Regions from separate parts of the Homo sapiens genome. Here region 1 is linked to region 2. Evidence: chromatin loops called from intact Hi-C (ENCODE). Cell type or tissue: heart right ventricle. All regions are shown on one strand. Links, peaks and the distances in the headings refer to the core of each region. The heading gives the core; the rest is flanking DNA.

What was found. A loop is a pair of places that touch in the nucleus more often than their neighbours do. Peaks named below come from ENCODE experiments on the same cell type or tissue, not always from the same donor. Only the 100,000 strongest peaks of a DNase experiment are listed, where the experiment ranks them.
Region 1: it touches region 2 in a loop (1.9-fold over the local background); 7 of 110 quality-filtered maps call a loop at or near these places.

Annotation. Positions count from the first base shown.
Region 1 is chr4:40,995,080-41,004,628 of GRCh38, forward strand. The region is part of intron 6 of APBB2 (amyloid beta precursor protein binding family B member 2); the gene reads right to left. Among named protein-coding and RNA genes, the nearest start is that of APBB2, 210 kb to the right of the region's middle. In heart right ventricle, for the core only: no CTCF peak of the experiment used is centred there; a DNase peak (open chromatin) is centred at 3,816; H3K4me3 peaks cover 587 bases; H3K27ac peaks cover 1,102 bases.
Region 2 is chr4:41,042,716-41,052,264 of GRCh38, forward strand. All of the region lies in intron 4 of APBB2 (amyloid beta precursor protein binding family B member 2), which reads right to left. Among named protein-coding and RNA genes, the nearest start is that of APBB2, 170 kb to the right of the region's middle. In heart right ventricle, for the core only: no CTCF peak of the experiment used is centred there; a DNase peak (open chromatin) is centred at 6,067; H3K4me3 peaks cover 1,315 bases; H3K27ac peaks cover 2,308 bases.

The DNA of each region.
Region 1 (9,549 bases), core at 2,526-5,025, 50 kb before region 2:
ATCCCAGCCTGAGACCATTTAAATATTTGATTCATCCAACACCCCTTTGGCTGAAACCATGTTCCCCAAGCAAACAAGCTTATGCTTGGGTTTCCTATGCAGTTGAGTAATTATTTCTATTTGGAAAATAATACACTGGCATTGAGAATGTGCACTGAACATGCAGTACCAAGAAATCTAACACCTAGGAGAGTGGTAATTCTCATAACAAATTAATAGATTCTTATTTTGGCTCCAGTGTTTCTTATTTTGGCTTTAGTATTTCTCGAGAAGTTGATTAATAAGTCCATCCGTCAGAAATGGATCTTTTTTTTGAGACAGAGTCTTGCTCTGTTGCTCAGGCTGGAGTGTAGTGGCACCATCATAGTTTCAAATGCCAGGGTCAAGCGATCTTCTGGCCTTAGCATCCTGAGTAGCTGGGACCACAGGTATGTGCCACTATATCTGGCTAATGTTTAAAAAAAAAAAATTTTTTTTTTTTTTTGAAACAGACTCACTTTGTTGCCCAGGCTGCAGTGCAGTGGCACAAACACAGCTCACTACAGCCTCGACTTCCTGAGTTAAATCCTCCTACCTCAGCCTCCTACGTAGCTGACGCCAGCATGTGCCACTATGTCTGGCTAATTTTTTAATTTTACAGAGACAGGGTCTTGCCATGTTGCCCAGGCTGGTCTTGAAATCCTAGACTTAAGTAATCCTCCTGCCTCACCCTCCCAAAGTACTGGGGATTACAGGTGTGAGCCACCGTGCCAGCCCTTAAACATTTTTTTAACAGAAACAGAGACTCACTATGTTGCCCAGGCTGGTGTTGAACTCCTGGCCTCAAGAGATCCTCCTGCCTAAGCCTCCCAACATACTGGGATTACAGATGTGAGCCACCGTGCCCCGCCATGGATCTGCTTTTAATGCCTGGTTTTAGAGCCTCTTAGCTAGATTGTTGGCCACAGTTATTTCACTGAGGTTACATCTGTTGAGTGTCTCACTTGGCAGAGATTCTGAACATCAGTTTGTGAGTGCTCAAGCATGCTTGTCTTTCTACAAGTGGCCCCTTCACTTTACTGTAGAGAACTAGAAATGAGAGAAATGGGATGTGTCATCACTGTATTTGAGAGTTCATTGGTGAATGAGATATCTAGCCATTTTTCTAGAACTATGGCTAAGTTGAATTTAATATTTAAGATGAGGAAAAACGAAGACTGGTTAAACCATTATAAGTATTTCACTGTTTTTGTTTGTTTGTTTTGTTTTTTAAGGCAGTTCTCTAATAACACCCAATCTGTTTAAGCCACCCATGTTTCCACCCCATCCTCATCTGATCACCCCTCTGAATCTTGGTTAAAATAAAGGACATACACGAGTCCCAGACAGGGTGCAGAAATTTGGTGTCCAGGTGACAAAGTCTGAATCTCTCTGACTTCTCCCTAAAAACGACAACTCTATCTTGAGGATGTCAGTCCTTGGCTATTATTCCCACATCATCTCAACTGACATGTCTAAAATCAAACACATCATCTTTCTCCAACAATTAGCTCCTCCTCCCATCTCTACTATTTCTGAAAACTAACATTTTCTTAGTCTTCAACTTGAAAATCTGACATATTTGATTCTACTCACTCCCTCTCCACCCACATCCAATCAATCACTAAATTCTAGAGATTCATCCTTTCCTCTACTTCCACTCTATTTTTAAAACTACTAATCTTGTCCAGTCCTCATAATCTAAACAAATTACTGTAAAACTCTCATAATCACCTGCCTCCTTTTGAAACTGACCCAATTGTCCCACAGTGCTGATATTTATGGTTTCTTTGAATAAACATAGAAATTGATCCTCCCAGTCTTAAAACTTGAAAAAGTTACTTTTGTCTTAGCTGAGTTCCTTTTTCAGGAACTCAACCATCAAGCCTCCCAGATAGCATGAAGGAGCTGAAACTTACATGACCGCTGCATATGGACAATGAGATGCCAGACCCCTCACCCTCACCTATCATGATTGCCTATCCAACCACCTGCTTCCTGTTGACCAGCTCCTCTTCCTTACACCTCCCTAATTCCTGTTTTCCCACATGTGGTTACATTTCTTCCCTACTATATAAACCCCTAAGTTTAGTGTGTCGGGGAGATGCATTTGAGACTGATTTCCCATCTCCTCAGCTGCAGCACCCGATTAAAGCCTTCTTACTTGGCAATACTCATCTCATTAAATGGCTTTCTGTGCGTCAAGCAGCAGGTCCTAGACCAAACCTCTGGTGTTTCAGCAACATTAACACTTTACCCCACAAACATATTCTAGCCACCAATATCAGATATACTTTCTTTAAACTCTACCTTACAAAGGGCATTCCTTTTCTCATAAGCATCACTCATGTTTCATTAACAAAAGCAAGGTCAGTTAAGTACATTAGCACATTCTCTGGCCTCTACCTACCTATTTGACTTTCTCTCTCACAGTTATCATTCTTCAAAGACTCTTCTTTCCAACCAAATTGCTAAGAGCACTGATCCTCATACCTAGAGCAGAAGTTCCCAAAGGGAACTTCGAGGAGTCTCAGAGATTGAAGCTATTTTCATAACACTCAGATGTTATTTACAACCCTTTTCACTGTGTTGACATTTAAGTGATAGGGCACAAAAAATAAATGATAACATTGCTGGCATCTCAGCATGAAGCAAGACAGTAGCATAAGCTATATTAGTGGTTATTGTGTTCCCCAATGTAATAACGTCCTTGAAGCGGTAAAAATTATTAATTTTATTAAATCTCAACCCCAAAGTATTATGTTTTTAATGAAGGTACACATAAAGTGCTTCCATGGCATACTGAAGTAGGGCTGTCATTTCAAGGAAAAGTACACGTGATTGAGTTGCAAGTTGAACTAGCTGCTTCTCCACACAATACCTCATTTACGTGAAAGAACAACTGACAGACAAACTATGGTTATTCAAATTTGGGTATTGGGTAGACATTTTCACAAAAATAAATGAGGTGGACCTGTCACTTCAAGGAAAACAACTGACACTATTTGTTGGCAATGATCAAATGCAAGCTTTTAAGCAAAAATCAGAATTTTGGAAAACTTGTATCTATCACAGTGAGCTTGACAGCTTCCCAATAATGGAAGACTTTTCTAATGAGATGGTTAAGATTCACAGATGTAATATTTTCATATTGCATAATGAAATGTTTCAACATTTGGAAGATCTTCATAACTCACTGAACCAATATGTTCCAAATAACCAACGCATGATGTTATAAAATTATGTATGGATAAATATCCACTCAAAATGTATGACAGACCAATAGATTTTAATATAAGAGTGCAAACAAGCTTATTATTATCATTTCAGATTCCACATTAAAACTAATCTTTAAGAAATTAGAAATTATGGAATTTTGGTGTAACATCAAAAAAGAATATCCACAATTGCCTGAACAACTATTAAAATAGTCGTCCCTTTTTAACCTATGTATCTGTATTAGGCCAGCAGGGTTTTCTTTACCTACTTCAACCAAAACCAAATTTACTGAGATACACTAAGGATAAAGGCAGATAAGCAAATTCAGCTGCCTTTGATGAAGCCGTACATTAAAGAGATTTTCAAATACATAAAACAACATCACTTTACAGCTTTTCTTTGGCATATCTAAATTGCCAGCGTCACTCCTCTTGTGCTTTGGGTCATTATTAAGTAAAATAAGGGTGACTTGAGCACAAGCACTGCAATGCTACAACAGCTGATCTGGAAACAGAGACAGACGGCTACTAAGCAACTCACAGGTCGGTTTCATAGGCAGGATGGGTGTGCAGGACAAAGCAATGACTCACATCCTGGGCGGGATGAAGCAGGATGGCACAAGATTTTATTGCGCTACCGAGAACGGTGTGCAGCTTAAAACTTATAGTTTATTTCTAGAATTTTCCATGGAATTTTTTCCAACCTCGGTGTATTGCAGGTAACTGAAGCCACAGAAAGTGAAACTGTGAACAAGGACTACTATATTTTGAGGTAATTATATTTATTCCACAATATTTATTGAACACCGGAATGTCTCAGGAGCCAGGTATCCTGAGATACAGTATCCTACTACTCTGCATCACACCTGTATCCCAGTACTCTGGGAGGCTGAGACAGGAGGATTGCTTGAGCTCAGGAGTTCGAAACCAGCCTGGGCAATATAGGGAGACCCTGTCTCTACAAATTAAAAATTAAAAAACAGCCAGGTCTGGTGGTATGTACCTGTGGTCCCAGCTACTCAGGAAATGAAGTGGGAGGACCATTTGAGCCCAGTAGGTTGAGGCTGCAGTGAGCTGTGACTGCACCACTGGACTCTAGCCTGGGCAAAGAGTGACAGACAACCTGTCTCAAAAGTAAATCAGTAAAAATAAGAAGAATGTCCTGGGCACTGTTTATTCTAGGCACTAAGGATATGGCAGGGAACAAAGATTGGATTCCTTCTTTCTGCAGCTTACAGTTCAGTTTCACCACTCAAGTGTCTAAGCAACAGGGGTATCAATATCACCTGAGAGTTTATTTAAAATGCAAATTTCTACAACTGAAAATTAGAATTTTTAAAATGCAGAATCTCAGGTCCCAACCCAGACCTACTGAATCAGTGTCTGCATTTCAGTAAGATCCCAAGGGCATACTCCTGCATAGTTTGAGAAGCAAAGGATTTATGCATCTCCCTAACTATTGTGAACTTCTTGGAGGTACGCTATTACCTTGAATTTGTTCTACCACTAGTATAAATAATTGTTTAATTGTCGTGCTAATCATTCAAACATAAATACCTATTGTAAGAACTTATTTCTGGGGCTTAACAAAAAAAAGGCAGGGAACAGTGGTTCACATCTATAATCCTAGCACTTTGAGAGGCCGTTGAGCCCAGGAGTTTGAGAACAGCCTGGACAACATGGTAAAACCCCGTATTTACAAAAAAAAAACAAACGTGTGTGTGTGTGTATGTATATGTATATATATGTGTGTATGTGTGTGTGTGTGTGTGTGTGTGTGTGTGTGTGTGTATAAATTAGCCAGGTGTGGTGGTGTGCACCCGTAGTCACAGTTACTCAGAAGGCTGAGGTAGGGGGATCACCTGAGTCCAGGGAGGCTGAGGCTGCAGTGAACCGTGATTACGCCACTGCACACCAGCCTGGGCAACAGAGTGAGACCCTGTCTCTAAATAAATAAATAAATAAATAAATATTTAAAAAGGGCAAAGTCAAACTGGCCTAGATCCTGGGAAACTTTCCTTCTCCTAGGAGAAATAAGGCAGTAATTCTAGTGACAGCTAACATTTCAAAAAATGCTTTCTGTGGTCCAGCTGTTGTACCAAGGGCTATATGTGACAATCTTATAAAGCAGATTACTACTATTACTATTCTCATTTTAGAGATTAAGGAACCTGGAGCTCACAGGTTAAGCAAGTGATGGAGCTAGAACAAGCAGGATGTCTGACCCTAAACCACAGAAAGTGGTAAATGTCATCAGAGTTGAATCTTGAAGAAGGAACCCATGAGTTCCCTGATGGAAATATTGTCCCTCAATTTTGAAATCGTCCAGAGCACTAAACTCAGTTCCTAGCATATAAGAGACATTCATGGACTGCAAGGAACTCTGTGAGTGGTTTAAGGTTAACATATCACATTCCAGATTATTACCAATCCAATAATCTTCCATTAAAGATATAATGAGCCTGAGATGAAACGGCTTCTCTCTGATGTGTTCTGCATAGAGTCCATTCTCTAACTTGGGGCCCTTGTTCCAAGCACACAAAGTTAAAAAAAAAAGGAGACAGAGAGAGAGATAGGACATCAACTAAAAGACGAAAGCCACTTTGAAATCCTGGAAGAGGCTGAGGCTTGTTCTGGAGAAAGGGAAGAGCACAGGCTGTGGAATAGCTTCTTTGTCCACAGAGAGCAAGGGATGAATGGAAACACTGGTCAGAGGTCCCCCACTGTAAAGCAAAGCAGGAACTGCAGAGCTAGTCCATTACTGAGAAGTATCCCTAGAGGCCTCCATCAGTTCTTGAACTTCCTTTGGTACACTTCCCATCAGCCCCTTCCCAATGGCATGGAGTTGGAGTCATCTCCATTCTCACTTTCTGACAATTCCACATGGAACTGGGACATTTTCCCCTACAACATTTTGGGGAAAGGTTCTATTAATAACACTCTTCATGTCTGTTAGAGATTAAATAGACTTTCATGGGCAAACCACCTTGTATACCTTAACCATCACATACACCATCATGTATATGAGAAAACATGTTCTGGTAATAAACAACACAACAAAACCAGCTTCTCCAACAAGCCATTTATAGGATAAAGATCTACCTTTATGATATCCCAGATATACCAATTCAGTGTAGTTCTATATGAAGAATTCTTCAAGTAACACGCAGGGAGAAAAATATCAACTAACAACATCTAATTATACTAAGGATGAATTTTTGTGAGGATGAAATCCAATTATATTCAAGAGTAAGTCTATGAAAAGCTCAAGAAAAAGACAGGCTGGGCGTGGTGGCTCACGCCTGTAATCCCAGCACTTTGGGAGGCCAAGGCAGGCGGATCACCTACGGTCGGGAGTTCAAGACCAGCCTGGCCAACCTGGTGAAACTCTGCCTCTACTAAAAATACAGAAATTAGCCGGGCATGGTGGTATGTGCCTGTAATTCCAGCTACTGGGGAGGCTGAGGCAGAAGAATCGCTTGAACCCGGGAGGCAGAGCTTGCAGTGAGCCGAAATCGCGCCACTGCACTCCAGCCTGGGTGACAGAGTGAGACTCCGCCTCAAAAAAAAAAAAAGAAAAAGAAAAAGAAAAAGACAAAAGCTTACACACAATAAGCATCAGCTCACCTCTTAGGTACCAACACCAATGGCTGGGGTCATCTCATTCTCTCACTTTCTGACCATTCCACATGGAATGCTAACCATATATGGTTTTCTAATAGTCAAATTATTTGATTTTTCCAGTCAAATCTGTTTGAATATGAAGCTTTTATCTCACTGTTTTGCACCCAAGGGTTCTAATGAGGAAACACAATAAATAAATTACAAGGGTAACTGGTAACTACCCCCACATTTATGAAAGCAAACTGGGCATATTAACTGAGTCAGACTTGAGCACAAAATTTATGAACCACCCACATCCTAGGTTTTGAAAAGCTAATGTTTTCCCTCTTCTTAACCAGATTAACAGATGGAAGACTCTGAGAAGTCATCTAGAGATGTCTTTAGAAATTTCAAGCACGTTTTGCTTAACAGTTCATGTCACACTTTGATTCTACCAGAAGGCAAGGGACTGAGACTAGGATGACTATGATTAAAAGAAGACTGTAGATCCAAGGATGCTGCTACTATGGCATCACACTTGTATGCAGCTGTAACAGGCAAGATCAACATTAGCCTGGTTCTTCTACCGTAACAGTTCCATGTGTATACAATGGCTAAGTCCATTGATAGTGGGAGCAGGGGGCTGCAAGCTCAATGCCTTGAGCTGGAGGGGACAGGACCCATCTAAAGGGGCTGCTGCTGACTGTTGTCTCTTTGGCATTTGAGCTCAGCATTGTGAGATTTCTGAATTTACAAGAGGAATGAGAGGTCCTCTATTTTTATGTAAAATATCTCAATTTCTAAGCACTGGCATCTAATTAAGCATTTTCTGTAACACTGTCCATGGAACAAAATCTGCCTGTGAGTTTGTGCGTTCTTCAGTATTGCTGTTTGTGATCTCTGATGCTTTATGGCATCATATTGCCTTTGTAGTGCCCTAAAGTCAGAGTCATATCCTTTTATTTTATATTCTGCATAGCTCCTTAATAAAATCCTATGTTTCCTAAGAAATAAATGTCTCTTGAACTAACATAAGAAAAACATGGCTATTACTGATAGTCTTGTCTGTCTGTTTCTAAGCTTTGATCAAAGGAATAAAGCCATTTCCATATGCCAGCACCCCTCAACTATGCCACCCTCCAGAACTGAGCCATACTACTAAATATTAAGCTTTGCCATGTCTTTATCATGTTTTTATCTTTTATTTTTATCATGTTTTTCTACCATTTCCACACTTATTCCCAATCTCAGTTGAGGTTGTAGTTTCGGATTCATCAGTCCACACCAAAATTTCCTCATCTTTACAATGAAGACTTTGAACAAAGGTAACCCCAAACTATCTAGAAGTCCCTTACAGTATATTCCACTCAAAGTCTCACAAGACCTGCAACTATGAGCTTTCCTTCCTGAAAATTTTGAATATAATTCTCGCAAACATTCTTTCACATCTCCTCCATGTTGCATCTATTAAGGAATTATCTGTAAGATGTCTGTACTGGGTTGAACCATATACCCACGAAAATTCATGTCCACCCAGAACCTCAGCATGTATCATCTTATTGGGAAACAGTCTTTGTAGATATAATTAATTAAATTGAGGTGAAGTCATACTAGGTTAGGGTAGGTCCCAAATCAAATGACTTGTGTCCCTATAAGAAGGCCATGTGAAAACAGAGGTACAGCTACAAGCCAAGGAATGTCACACATTTCTGGGAACCACCAGAAGCTTGGAAGAGGCAAGGAAGGATTCTACCCTAAAGCCTTCAAAGGGAGCGAGACCCTGATGACATTTCGATTTTGGATTTTTCTTTTGAGACAGAGTCTCGCTCTGTTGCTCAGGCTGGAGTGCAGTGGCATGATCCCGGCTCACTGCAACCTCCGTCTCCTGGGGTCAAGCAATTCTCCTGCCTCAGCCTCCTGAGTAGCTGGAATTACAGGCACCTGCCACCATGTCCAGCTAATTTTTGTATTTTTAGTAGAGACAGGGTTTCACCATGTTGGCCAGGCTGGTCTTGAACTCCTGACCTCAGGTGATCCGCCCACCTTGGCCTCCCAAAATGTTGGGATTACAGGTGTGAGCCACCACGCCCAGCCTGATTTTGGATTTCTAGCCTCCAGAATGATGGGTGAACAAATTTCTATTGTTTATTACTAATTTTTTTTTTTTAATTTTTATTTTCAGTAGACACAGGGTTTCACCATGTTGGCCAGACTGGTCTCGAACTCCTGACCTCAAATGGTCTACCCACCTCGGCCTCCCAAACTGCTGGGATTACAGGTGTGAGCCACTGCGCCCGGCCACAAATTTCTATTGTTTTAAGCCACCAAGTGTGTGATAATTTGTTACACCAGCCGTAAGAAACCAACAAAACATCTTAACATCTCCTCCTCTTCTTTGCTTAGGCTATCCAAGGTTTGGAGTGGGCTTTATCTTTTCTTACTTACTGAGGTATGATGGGCAAAATGGAGCAAAGAACACAAAGACACATTTTGTCAGGCACTCTGCGTATGGTGAGGGCTTCACAGAGACAGGAAACTTTATGTGAGCTATGTGACATCACAGACTGGTTTTAATCTATTTCTATGTCTCAGGCACCTAGCTCAGCACACAGAGTTGACTTTTAAAAATGACTGGCATGTGGCCGGGCACGATGGTTCACGCCTGTAATCCCAGCACTTTGGGCAAGGCGGGTGGATCATGAGGTCAGGA
Region 2 (9,549 bases), core at 4,774-7,273:
ATGAAAGAACACTGCAAAGATCAGCAGATCTGTCTACTACCCCTGCAGCTGACTGTAGCCACATGAGTGAGCTCAGCAGAGACTATGAGAAGAACCACTCAGCCATCCCAAAAATACTAATGGCTATTGTTTAAGCCACTGAATTTTGGGGTGCTTCATTATGCAGCATTAATTGTGGCAATACACAATTGATACACTAGTTATAGCCACAACAACCAAATGAGATTGTAGAAGAGCTGTGGGATGAAACCTAAACTGATCCAAGAAAGGTATAATGCTATGTGAGGATCCTGCGGGGGGAATCTATTTTTTATTTTTTTCTTTGAGGTTTATGTTCTCCCTAGGTTACACAGGGCTGTCTTGATTAATACAGGCTGCATCTTTAGTCTCTACTGCTAACTGTTCATTCACAGCACATCAGCATTTATACTTTGCATATTAGAATATGCTGTGACAAAGCAAATTTTAGGTATTTATCATAAGGACAAATAAGCAGTATTATTTCTATTAGAAAAAAATCAAAAACAAGTTAAATGTCCATCATTAGGAAACTGATTAAATAAAGGATCACATCCTACAATGGAATACTATGCATCACTTAAAAGTGAGGCTGCTTCTATATTTAATTGCACAGAAAGATATTTACTAAATAACACTAAATGAAAAAAACTAACTGTAAAACAGTATGATGAGTATATAGGTATTGCCTACACAATGCTTTCAATTTTTCTGTTTGAAACTTCTCATAATAAAAGTTGGGAGAAAGGCAGTATGTATAGTGTCATTCTTTCATAAAAATATTTTAAAATCTTTTTATGGTAAAATAAAACACAGATGAAGAAAACCACACAAAACAAATAGCTTACTACAAAGAAAACACCCATAACTACCATCTTAATCAAAACACAGCTTTTGCTTGTTACCCTAGAAGGCCCTCCATGCCCTTCCCTTCCTCCAAAGTAAACAAACTCTTGAATTTATGGTAATCAGTTCCTGGCATTTCTTTATGATTCTGTTACCCGAGTGTATAATCCTAGTCACCATTAGTGCTGTCTATTTTTAAAATTTTGATGTCTTTTAAGTTATTTAATCTACATCGCCTCTATCCTTTTCTTTTCCTTACAACTTATTTGTTGAAAGAGTCTGGGCTGTCTGAGTTATGGAGTTTCCACAGTATGAATTTTGGTGGTGCATGTTTAACTCGTTTCTCCAACCTCTGAATTGCCTGCAAATTGGAGCTAGATTCAGAGGCTTGAACAGATTGAAATTCAGTCTGTGGTGGTATGATCTTTCATCAGGAAGCACATGGTATCTGGTTTTCATTCATTTCTAATGTTAGCAGCCATTGTTATTCAATGCCTAAATCCACTAAATCCACAGGGGTTGGAAAACAGTGACATTCCAATTATTTAATTTCATTTTCATCTACTGGGTGGAAAAATTTTAGGAGATGCTTTCCTTCATCTACCACTTGGTTTTCCAGTGGTACAGTTCATGTAAGAAAGAAGCTGATTCTTTCCTAACTACTTTCAAGATGATGAAATGGTGCTCCATTAACCTTTTCTTCATACTGCAGAACCAATATTTTTTTTAATATCATAATCTCATGGATTTAAACATATTTGCAATTTTATTTTTGGCCAGTAGGAGCCTCTTCAAGTTGGCTCCTAAGTCATTCTGACATGCCCTAATAATCTTTGATAGCTTCCTTGTTACCTATTTATTATCTTGAGATGTCCCAAGCTCATCTTACATCTTTCCAGTTATTTTTGTTGTTTGAAGCTCACTCTGTAGAAGGTTCCTTAGGAGGAGCTCATGAGGAGCAATATTTCCTCCACTGATTTTTTTGCATGTTCATAAGTTTGTGTTCTTTATGTCTGAAGGTCAATTTTGCTAGATATAAAAATACTGGCTCACATTTTGTTTCCTTTGAATACCTTAGGTATGACTTTTCTTTCAGCGTAAGAGTTTCCGTCAAAAAGTCTAAGAACAATCTAATTCTCTATTACTGTTTTTCCCTTTTTTGTCTAGATGCCCAAAGGACTTTTTCTTTTTCTTTCTTCTTTTTAACCCAATAGTTTTATTAGAATATCTTGGTATGGGTTGTTCTAAGGTGATATTCTAAAATACATGATTTTTTCTTTCAAAAAGTAGTTTCAATTTTTTTCCAGAAAACTTGTCTTAAAATGTATCATTTGCACCACCTCTTTGCTTTATTTTTCTCCTCTCCTATTACCTGTATGTTGGATCTGCTTTGTCTATCTTCATTATTTGTCAACTTTTCCCAAATTTTACTTCTTTCTTCATTTCCTTTGGATTTTTAACTTTTTCCTCCTTTTCACCTTCTATTTCTCTTAGGTCAGTATTTGTAGTATTTAGTTGATTTTGTGCTCCTTCCAATTTTGAATTTATTTCTAAGATGATTTTTTTTAATTTCTAATTCTTTCTTGAGTTCTGTCTCCTTGTCTCTGAGTTTTGCTAATTCAGACTTACGCTGCTCTTTCATCTCCTGTATAATTTTGTAATAATCTCTTTTAATTATTTTGAAATAGAATATTATGATTTTAATCATTTTTTTGTTTTGTTTTGTTTTTTTGAGATGGAGTCTCGCTCTGTTGCCCAGGCTGGAGTGCAGTGGCGTGATCTCGGCTCACTGCAAGCTCCGCCTCCCATGTTCACGCCATTCTCCTGACTCAGCCTACCAAGTAGCTGGGACTACAGGCACCCACCACCAAGCCCAGCTAATTTTTGTATTTTTAGTAGAGACGGGGTTTCACCGCGTTAGCCAGGATAGCCTCAATCTCCTGACCTCGTGATCCACCCGCCTCAGCCTCCCAAAGTGCTGGGATTACAGGTGTGAGCCACCGTGCCTGGCAGTCTTAATCATTTCTAATTGAGCGTGTCTTCTGGTATGTTTTCATTGTCAGTAGGGATTTTACTCTATTTCTTTCTTAAAAAGTTTGTATGGGATCTAACTTTGTTAATGTTCTGTACTTTTATAAAATGTCTTATTTATATAATTTCTATAATTTATTTAATGTCTTTCTCTCGCTCCCTGTATGAGGACAGAGACTATGTCCGTTTCATTCATTAGCATATTCCTAGTGCCTGGCACATAGCAGATGTTCAAGAAATCACTGCTAAAGGAATGAATAGAAGAGTTCATCAAAATGTTCATAGTGGTAATCTCCGGGTGACAGGATTTAGAAAATGGCCTTCTGATGTTTTATAAGTTGCTATTTTTCTAAGTTTTTTTTAATAATGAGCATGAAACATTTTTATATTCAGAGACAAAGATTTTTAATTTTTAAAAAAAGGTTTGTATATGAAGCTGGGTATATAGATACCATATATCTTTAAAAAAACAATAAAGAAGTGCCCTCTCCCTCACATACGTCTTCTATTCGTAAATGAAAACTCTGGGGTAAAAGAAGGTGACAAAGCTGAGTTTTACTAAGAAAGACTAGGTTTAGAGTTTGTGAAAAGGATGACAGCAACCACCCATCTGCTTTCCATGCTATATTTGACAGATTTTACTCTATAGCTCAGAAAACATGTTAATAGGACTTCTTGTAGTGAGAGGAAGGAATTTAAAAAGCAAAGAATCCTGTTGTGATAGTTTGGCACTATATGGAAAATGGCTCACAGAGCCTGCAATTCATGGAACAAAGATAACATCTCTTCGTAAAATCTACACTGCAAGGTATCTCAAATATACAACCAAGAGATGCCAGTGGCAGTGACTTAAAATCACCAAACAAAATGATCCCAAACAAGAATGAGATGAAGCCTTAATATGCTTAACTGGGCCTTCAAAGACCTATTAGAGAAAACATAAGAGATGAACTGCCTCATAAAGCAGATGGTCTTCTCCAGTTTAAAAAAAAAAATCAAGATAATTAAAGGAAACTAAGGAGCAAGGATCTTGCTAAATGGGCCAAGGAAGATTTTTTTCCTCTGAAGAAGAATGCATGATTTTTTTTAAAGGATCTCACGGTTCCCCATGAGGCTGACACAGGTCATTTGGTAAGGTCTACATCAGCAAGGGAAGCCGTCCCAAGGGCAGCTGCCTCCCAGGCAGCATGCAACACCCTGGCAGGCTCTATTCACAGGGGTGGGAAGGAAGGCTGAGGGGTAACACGGCCTTTCTGAAAGAGCACTGGAGTGGGGAGTCAGGACACATGGGATTTGTGTTCTTGATCTGTGATTCTGATGAACCTGGTTCAATTTTGTCACCTGTTAATTTTTCTTAGAAAAACTCATCATTCATTCCCCTAGCCTGCCTTGGTAGTGAGAACAGTTGAGATAAAGAGGAAAATCTCTGTATAGCACAGAACAGAATTGCAAAATTGTTGGTTTATAATGTAATTTTGTTTAAGTAGCTCCATTGCTAGATATAAAGGTCCTACTGTGCAGCAAATTAAAAACTGGAGTAAGGGGAATGAGGTATTTTGAACTCAGTAGAAGATGAAAAAATTTCTGTTCTACTCCAACTGTAAGGTACTCGATACTCCATTTCTGTTCTCCTATAAGGTCTAAGGTGCTTTTTGAGAGAAAAGAGAGGCAGATAAAAGTATCTCAAAGGAAACTCAAAGATTCTATGCCAGAGATTGTTAACTGAAACAGGGACAGGAGGTACAAGTCTTTTATTGTTATAGTCAGGATTTATACAGAAAGGGTACTGCCCCCAAATATTGCCACTTGTGGCTTGCCTATGGGGCCTAACCAAAGCCCACAGGGATAGGGCTCCAGGTAATATTAAGTATCTAACATTTGTTGAGGGCTTCCTTTGGGCTAAATACAAAGAGTGTTCATGATCCCTTTCATTTCTCACATAAATCCTAGAATGCTGGCACCATGATGCTCCTTGTTTCACACAGAAGGACACCAAGCTGTAGCAAGGTTAACAAACTTGCATAACATTGGGACGTTGAAAAGCAGCAGAGCCCAGGCTCCAATCCTGGTCTAACGATCCCAGAATCCTTAGTTTAACATTCTACTCCACTGTCTCTTCCAGGAAGTAGAAAGTGGGATGAAGCTGGTAACATGGCGACTCCAAAGACCTCATTTGCTGAGTTTATCTATCTCTGATCTGATGGTTCCAAGAGAAGGTTAAGTATCATAACCAAGGAACCAACTCATGGTTTCTCTTCAACCACATCTCAGCAGCAACACAGAGCTTACCTTTGGACCTGCCTCCTAATTATCCCTGGATCTCTCCTCTTTTCCCCACATTCTCTAAATCTCTTTTAAGTTTTTGTGATATGTCTAACATCACTTCCTCAATCCTTCTGCACAAAAACCAAATCCACTCTTAGTTTAGAAAATTATAGTGAAATCCCATTTCAACATATTATACATATGAGCCAATCCAGATTTCACCAAACAGTGGCCTAGAAGACATTTGGCAGTTTTCTTAATGATAACACCAGTTGAGCATCCCAAATCCAAAAATCTGAAATCCAAAAGGCTCCAATGAGCATTTCCTTTGAGAATCATGTCAGTGCTCCAAAAGTTTAAATTTTGGAGCATTTCAGATTTTGGAGTTTTGGGTTTGGGATGTTCAACTGCTAAGTATAATGCAAACACTGCAAAATCCAAAAACAAAAATATGAAATCCAAAATACTTCTGGTCGCAAACATCTTGTATAAGAGACACTCACCCCGTAACTGCTAATATATCAATCACACTATTTACCAGGCATTATGTGTTAAGACTTCATATATATTAACCACTTCAATCCTTATAACCACTCCATGGAGAGAAAACTATTATTATCCTCATTTTATAGATGTCATAACAGGCAGCAAGATAGTAAATAACTGCCACATATGTAGCAGGTGGTGAAGCTATTTTGTTTTAAACCTCTCTGAACCTCAGTTCTCTCCTCTCAAAAAATAAAAATATTCTCCCTCTCCCTATCCCTCCCCCTCCCCCTCCCTCTCCCTCCCGTCTCCCCTACGGTCTCCCTCTCCCTCTCCTTCCACGGTCTCCCTCTGATGCCGAGCGGAAGCTGGACTGTACTGCTGCCAACTCGGCTCACTGCAACCTCCCTGCCTGATTCTCCTGCCTCAGCCTGCAGAGTGCCTGCGATTGCAGGCGCGCGCTGCCACGCCGGACTAGTTTTCGTATTTTTTTGGTGGAGACAGGGTTTCGCTGTGTTGGCCGGGCTGGTCTCCAGCTCCTAACCGTGAGTGATCTACCAGCCTCGGTGCCGGGATTGCAGACGGAGTCTCGTTCACTCAGTGCTCAATGTTACCCAGGCTGGAGTGCAGTGGCGTGATCTCGGCTAGCTACAACATCCACCTCCCAGCAGCCTGCCTTGGCCTCCCAAAGTGCCGAGATTGCAGCCTCTGCCCGGCCGCCACCCCGTCTGGGAAGTGAGGAGCGTCTCTGCCTGGCCGCCCATCGTCTGAGATGTGAGGAGCCCCTCTGCCCGGCCGCCCATCGTCTGAGATGTGGGGAGCGCCTCTGCCCCGCCGCCCCGTCTGGGATGTGAGGAGCGCCTCTGCCCAGCCGCGACCCCGTCTGGGAGGTGAGGAGCGTCTCTGCCCGGCCGCCCCGTCGGAGAAGTGAGGAGCCCCTCTGCCCGGCAGCCGCCCCGTCGGAGAAGTGAGGAGCGTCTCCGACCGGCAGCCGCCCCGTCCGGGAGGTGGGGGGTCAGCCCCCGCCCAGCCAGCCCTCCCCTCCGGGAAGGAGATGGGGGACAGCCCCGCCCGGCCAGCCAACCCCTCCGCGAGGGAGGTGGGGGGCAGCCCCCGCCCGGCCAGCCGCCCCGTCCGGGAGGGAGGTGGGGGCCAGCCCCCGCCCGGCCAGCCGCCCCGTCCGGGAGGGAGGTGGGGGGCGCCTCTGCCCAACCGCCCCTTCTGGTAAGTGAGGAGCCCCTCTGCCCGGCCACCACCCCGTCTGGGAGGTGTACCCAACAGCTCATTGAGAACGGGCCATGATGACGATGGCGGTTTTGTCTAATAGAAAAGGGGGAAATGTGGGGAAAAGATACAGAAATCAGATTGTTGCTGTGTCTGTGTAGAGAGAAGTAGACATGGGAGACTCCATTTTGTTCTGTACTAAGAAAAATTCTTCTGCCTTGGGATGCCTTACCCCCAACCCGGTGCTCTCTGAAACATGTGCTATGTCCACTCAGGGTTAAATGGATTAAGGGTGGTGCAAGATGTGCTTTGTTAAACAGATGCTTGAAGGCAGCATGCTCGTTAAGAGTCATCACCACTCCCTAATCTCAAGTACCCAGGGACACAAACACTGCGGAAGGCCACAGGGTCCTCTGCCTAGGAAAACCAGAGACCTGTGTTCACTTGTTTATCTGCTGACCTTCCCTCCACTATTGTCCTATGACCCTGCCAAATCCCCCTCTGCGAGAAACACCCAAGAATGATCAATAAAAAAAAATAAAAATAAAAATAAAAATATTTACCTCACATGGTTACTATGTAGAAATGGAATAAACATACAAAAAGCAATTTAATATAGCACTTAGATTCTCCCTCCCTCCTAGTATTTCTGGGATCATTCCAAGGTACAATACAGAAACTTTTAATTAGACAGGAACAAGGAGATAAGAGAGATGCTTAGAATTCCTTCACATATGCTGCCTCATTTGTGTGTCACAACACCCTTTGGGAAAGAAGTAAATATCACCATCCCCATTTTACAGATGAGAGATTAGGGAACTGGCACACGCATGGACATTCTGCTGGTGACTGAAGTAGGATTCAAATTCACACATGCATATTGTTTTTCCAGAGGGTTTTAAGGGGTTGGAGGACAGGGGTAGCCAAGACTTCTAGTTCCCTTCATCTTTCCTATGTAGCCATTCCTACAAATTCCACACGTCACCTGCAAGTTGCCAATGTTACCTTTCCCTGGAAAATCAAGCCTGAAAACCATAGTCGAAGATAAAAATAGGTACAGTCACAGTTACTAACCATGCACAATTAGCAACTCTTCTAATAAGAAATAAGGAAGAGGGAGGGAGAAGGAATGGAAGGAGAAGAGGAAGGAAAGAGAAAGGGAGAAATGGTCATGAAACAGAAGTCCAAATTGTCAAGCTCTACGTTCTCTCATCCACGTCAGGATTTTTTTCCACAAAGGTATCAGCTACTTATCCTGGAACAACCTGCTGTTCCTTCTCAGCCCTTCAGCTGGGACCTGCATTTAGAAGCCTCCAAGAAGACATACCTGGCCAGGGTCACATTTCTCAGAAAGGCGGCAGCAGGAAGAGTTGAGCCCGGAGGCCACCACCAGGAACAGGGTGTTTCCCTCGACACAGGATGCAAGTTCACAAAGAAACACCAAGGACCTCCTCTATCTCCAGCTACAGTCTCCTGCTTTCCTCAACAGAACTTAAGGGCAGGAAGGAAAGCGGAAGTCAGGAATCAGGGCCAGGGAAGCTAAAACAAAGGCGGGTCTCTAAAATGCAGACACACACCCATCCCCTCCTCCTGAGCTCACACCCACAGATTCTTAAGCTGGGAAGGGGACAAGCCACCATAGAATTCTAAGTGCCTCAGCCACAAACTGCCTCAAAACACTGGAGACCTTCTGTGGGCCCAAGGCCATGCTAAAACAACATGTGAGCTTGGCAGACTCCAAAAACTCACAGAAATCTGTTAGGACACACTTACATGGATCTCTTTTCTAGACAGTTTTCCCCAGAGTCCCAGGTTAAGAACCACTGCACTAGTTGGTCACAAAGTAGGAAAACAGGGCTCTGTAAAAATAAATCATCACTCTCCCACCAAATCTTCTCTCAACTTCCCTAACTGGGTTAGGTGGACATTCAAGCAATATCCCAGACATTTCTGACTCCATCCCTTCCTTGCCCCATGACCAGTCAGAAACCTGGCACTAATCCATCCTCTGAAGCTAGTAACATGTGAATTCTCATCCTTTCATTTCCACGGTCGCCTCTAGGCCAGGCTCTTATTAACCGTCCCGAAGGCCTACAGTCGATATTCTCATTACCTGTCTGCCCTCATGCCAATCCAACTGTACTCTCCCGCAGAGCTGCCTTCCTAAGAGCATCTACCACCTTTATCACCACCACATATACACGCTCCAAGCTATCAACAGCCAGGACCCTGGAGCTGGGCCACCCCGGTTTGAATTCCATCTCCACTGCTTCCTTTGAGTGTCTCTTTAGGTAAGTCAGCTAACCTCCGTTTCCTCCACTGTAAAATGGAGATAATGAGAATATCTATACCAAATGTCTGTTGTGGGAATTAAATAGGAGAGTGTGTGTAAAGCACTCAGAATGGTGATGGCACACAGTAATTGCTGTGTAAGTGTTAACTGTCACCAACATGAATATTCTTAAAGCTTTTCACTGGTTACCAAATAAAATCTCACTTGGGCCAGGCATGGTAGGTCATGCCTGTAATCCCAGCACGTTTAGAGGCTGAGGAAGGAGGATCACTGGAGGACAGGAGTTGGAGATCAGCCTGGGCAACATAGCAAGACCTTGTCTGTACAAAAATACATACATACATACATACATACATACATACATACCAAAACAAAATCTCACTTCA